Regions from separate parts of the Homo sapiens genome. Here region 2 is linked to region 1. Evidence: chromatin loops called from intact Hi-C (ENCODE). Cell type or tissue: heart left ventricle. All regions are shown on one strand. Region 1 has its middle 34 kb from the start of BCO1. Region 2 overlaps BCO1 (beta-carotene oxygenase 1).

Region 1 (2,500 bases):
TGTTTCCTGGTTCCTGTGAGACAAAGTAGCAAACTCAAGGAGATAGGTGTGCTCATTTCTGTTAGCCAGCATAATCACAGGAAGCCCCTGACTGCAGTGACAGGCAGCCCTCCAGAACACTTTGAAGACAAAACAGAATAGAGTGCTCGGCTTCCACGTCTCTAGCCTGAGTCACTATATCCCTAAAAAGATAAATGACTGGTCCTTTTCTTACATATAAGATAATGTCTCGCTGGGTGCAGTGGCTCACGCCTGTAATCCCAGCACTTTGGGAGGCCGAGGTGGGCGGATCACGAGGTCAGGAGATTGAGACCATCCTGGCTAACACGGTGAAACCCCGTCTCTACAAAAATACAAAAAAAAAAAATTTAGCCAGGCGTGGTGGCGGGCGCCTGTAGTCCCAACTACTTGGGAGGCTGAGGCAGGAGAATGGCGTGAACCCGGGAGGAGGAGCTTGCAGTGGGCCGAGATCGCGCCACTGCACTCCAGCCTGGGTGACAGAGCAAGACTCCGTCTTAAAGAAAAAAAAAAAAAGATAACATCTGAGATGGCTGGTGATTATGCTTCTGCAATCTACAACAAGATTTTTTTTTTTTTTTTTTGAGACAGAGTCTTTCTCTGTTGCTCAGGCTGGAGAGCAGTAGCAGGATCTCCGCTCACTGAAACCTTCGCCTGCCAGGTTCAAGCGATTCTCCTCCATCAGCCTCCTGTGTAGCTGGGAATACAGGCATGCACCACCACGTCCAGCTAATTTTTTTTTTTTTTTTTTTTTTTTTAGTAGAGATGGAGTTTCACCATGTTGACCGGGCTGGTCTTGAGCTCCTGACCCCAAGCGATCTGCCCACCTTGGCCTCCCAAAGTGCTGGGATTACAGGCATGAGCCACCGAAGCCGGCCAACAAGATATACTTTAGTCATCTAGAGGCAGATGCACTCTTGCACCCAAACTTTGATGTGATTTTACGTGGACTGAACCTCCACAACCCATATAGAAGCTGTGAGCTGAAACACTGTTTTGGAGCAGTCTGGCAGAACCTCTTTGAAAGACCTCCCAGGCTGTAGTTCTCAGTCTGTCGTCCTGAACAAAACTAACTTTAATTATTTAAAAAGCTTGATTTTTCTTTAGTTGACAGACCCCACCTACGTTAGACTGGCTAGCATCAACAGCTCTTCAGGACCAGGCTCCTGCTGAGTTTTTCAGCATCTTTCATTCTTCCACAGAGTCCTGAACTCCAGGCATGGCGAGGTCCTTGCAGTTATTTGAATACGCCACATGCTTTCAGGTCCATGCTACTCTCTTTTCTCTAGATCCATTGCTCTTGCCTTATAATTCTGGTTCCCCGAGAGAGGACTTTAGCTCTAGGTCACTCTAAGGCTCCTGCTGTTTTGTGGATTATTAGTTTCAGACAAATCTCTGCACGCCCAATATCAGCTGTGCGCAGAAGCAGCCGATTAACGGAAGAACAATGTCAATCCCTAGATTTGCCAGAAGGTGGCGCTCAGCTAACCAACGCTGGATTCACACAGATTTCACCAAAAGCAAATTGTTCTGTAAGGCCCGTAATACAGTTTCAGAAATGTGGAAAATTTTCCATGACAAACACAGAAAAAAAAAAGGCCCTCCATGCAAATGAATATAAGGCAAGGTAAAAAGGAGCTTCTAACAGAGAAGTCTTCTGACTCCTAAGCAATGCAATTCTTCCCAGGAGCTCTTATTATTTATCAACAATGGATACGAAGGGTTTGATTTAAACATCTCACCTCTTAGACTAATGATGAGTTAAGAAAAAGGAGGCTGCACCAACACATAAGAGAAAAGCACAGTGATATTTACACAAAAAAATGTGGCTTCCGTACATTCAAAAATCAAAATTCATGCTATTTTCCCTATCATAACCTGAGTTCTGTGGCTGCTAGTATTGATAAGAAGGCATCAGAAAGGCATTTCCCAGTGTTTATAAAAATGATTTTTAAAAGGTGGGTGGTGACCAGGCACAATCGCTCACGCCTGTAATCCCAGCACTTTGAAAAGCCGAGATGGGCAGATCATCTGAGGTCAGGAGTTCAAGACCAGCCTGGACAACATGGCAAAACCCCACCTCTATCTACTAAAAATACAAAAATTAGCTGGGCGTGGTGGAGCATGCCTGTAGTCCCAGCTACTCGGGAGACAGAGGCAGGAGAATCGCTTGAACCTGGGATATGGAGGTTGCGGTGAGCCGAGATCATGCCACTGCACTCCAGCCTGGGTGACAGAGCAAGACTCTGCCAATCCTCCACCCGCCCCCCCCCCCCCCAAAAAAAAGGTGGGTGGGTAGTTTCAAGGTCCAACAAATCTTTAATGTAAAGGAAGATGGACTATTTGGGTGGGGCAATGGTGGAGGAGGTGCCACCATCTATTTCCTTTGAAAGAGAAAAAAATGTCAGTGATTGTTGTTTAGAGCTAATGCCCAGAGAGACTGCAAATGTCAAACAGTGCTGTGTCTTAGATTTTAATCGCA
Region 2 (2,500 bases), 61 kb after region 1:
TATTGAGGTGGACCATGAAGTCAGTACTTTCCTTTAGAAGAGAAGAGGAGATGCTGGGATTCCTCTTGGAAGAAAGAAATCCCTTTACTATTCTAATTTCCTTTTATTTAGGCTCCAGTTTATTATTTTATTAATTTATCTACCCATCTACCATCCATCCATCCATCATCTATTTACCATCCAACCATTCCTTCATCTACCATCCATCCATTCATGCATCTACTCACCGTCCATCTATCCACCATTCATTCAGCTACTCACTATCCATCCACCCACCTACCCACCATTCATCCACCTATCCATCACCCATCCACCATCCGTCCACCCATCCACCTATCCACCCCTTATCTAGCCAGCCACTCACCATCCATCCATTCATCCATTCACCCACCTACCCATCCACCCACACACCATCCCTCCATCCATCCATCTACCCACTATCCATCTACCCACCCATCCACCCATCCACCCACCATGAATCCATTCAACCATCTACCCATTCTCCCATCCATCCACCCATCCACCATCCATCCATTCATCCATCCACCCACCACCCATCCACCATCTATCTACCCACCCACCCGCCCACCCATCATGAATCCATTTATCCATCTACCCATTCTCCCATCCATCAACCCATTCACTTACCCACCATCCATCCATCCATTGAGCTTCCCACCCACCCATCCATCCATCATTCATCCATCCATCCACCCACCCATCCACCATCCATCCATTCATCCATCCACCCACACACCATCTACCCATCCATCCGTCCACCCACCATCCATCCACCATCCATCTACCTACCCATCCACCCACCCACCATGAATCCATTCATCCATCTACATGTTCTGCCATCCATCCACTCATCCACTTATCCACCATCCATCCATTGAGCCACCCACCTGCCCATCCATCCATCATTCATCCATCTACCCACCATCTATACACCCACCATTCATCCATCTATCCATCTACCATCCATCCATCCACCCACCCAACATCCATCTACCATGTGCATCTACCACCCATCTATTCACTCACCATCCTTCCATCCACCATCTATCCATCCACCCACCATCCATCTGTCTACTATCCACCGATTCATGCATGCACCCACCCACCCACCTATCGATTCATCCTTCCATCCATTCAGTTTTTCAGTCTCCTGACAAAACTTTCTATGACAAGGTTATGCCACCTACTTTCATTCCTAGCCCCTGCAGCCAAGTTTCCAGGGCTGTTTAGGGAGCTCAGTCCTGCTGGGATCCACTCCAGATCCCTGCCCTGTTCTCCAGGCCTTCTGGACCTTCTCCATGTGGGGCTGGGATCTTGGAGCAAAGCCCAGGCTGACTGTGATTGCATGATCCTGAGGGGGAGGAGGCGGAGGCTCTTAGCCCATGTTTGTCCAGGACCCTCCTGGGAACCACACCCAGGAGACCTAGGCCTGTGAGGACAGCTGACAGGACTCAGGAGACAGTGCAGAACTACAACGGTGCTTCCTCTGACCTTCTAGTTTAAAAAAAACTAGTTTCTGCCTGTGATCCTTGCTGCTCCCCCATCCCCCACTGTCTTGTAGAGCCCCCTGAGCAAACTACCAGGCACTGCCTGGAGATATGAGCCTTCGAGGTCAGAAGGTACACGGAGTGTACTTGCTAAATAGAACTCTCATTAATTAAGCCAGTAAAGGGATATAGGGGTCAAGCTCAGAATCCTAGAATGCCATACCTGGGGATTGTCTAGGCATTTGAGTTTGCCACCTTGTATTACAGAGGAGGACTGTGAGGCTCAGGGGATCAGATGACACACCCCAGTCACACAGCTCCCAGGAGCCACTGACATCCTGCAAGCAGAGATCCTCTGAGCACCTGCTCCATGCTGGCGGTGGCACTGCGACTCATGCCCCATCCTGCTCCTCCCAGGCCACAGTGCTTTTCGTTTCAGTTTGCATTGTGTTCCATTTGTTTTATAAAGACGATAACTATCCCACAACCCCACAGCATCCCTCCCACCAGCCAGCTGTTTACAGGGTGCACAGGTGGCCACAAGAGAGGTGGGGAAGTTTGCAGATAACTCATTATAAGCCAGCCGTAGGCCTGGGTGGGGAGGCCTTTTGACCAGCGAGTGACTCATGCTTGCAGAGGAATAAGAAAACTGAACACGTATTGAGCACCTTCCATGTTTGGGTGCAGGGCGAGGCACATGGATGACTGCTTTATTTCATTCTGTTCTCTACCTTCACTGTATGAGAGTCGTAATCCCTGATAAAAGAGGAGGAAGGCGAAGGGGGCTGTGTTTTCTTGGCTTAACCCTATGACTCTGACCATAATGATAGCCCATTCCACTAAGCCTCAGTTTCCCATCTATAAAATGGCCATTCTACAGCCCCGCTTGACTATCTGCATTTATATAAAACCCCTAATTATGGCCGGGCGCAGTGGCTCACACCTGTAATCCCAGCACTTTGGGAGGCCGAGGCGGGCAGATCACCTGAGGT

What was found. Hi-C counts contacts between places; a loop is a spot of excess contacts. Peaks named below come from ENCODE experiments on the same cell type or tissue, not always from the same donor. Only the 100,000 strongest peaks of a DNase experiment are listed, where the experiment ranks them.
Region 2: a loop joins it to region 1, with 2.7 times the contacts of the local background. A loop is called at or near these places in 2 of 110 quality-filtered maps.

What each region holds. Positions count from the first base shown.
Region 1 is chr16:81,203,765-81,206,264 of GRCh38, forward strand. It overlaps the pseudogene PKD1L2. Among named protein-coding and RNA genes, the nearest start is that of BCO1, 34 kb to the right of the region's middle. In heart left ventricle, a CTCF peak has its summit at 1,515 (motif pointing right); no DNase peak of the experiment used is centred here.
Region 2 is chr16:81,264,902-81,267,401 of GRCh38, forward strand. All of the region lies in intron 5 of BCO1 (beta-carotene oxygenase 1), which reads left to right. Among named protein-coding and RNA genes, the nearest start is that of BCO1, 27 kb to the left of the region's middle. In heart left ventricle, no CTCF peak of the experiment used is centred here; a DNase peak (open chromatin) is centred at 1,340; H3K27ac peaks cover 244 bases.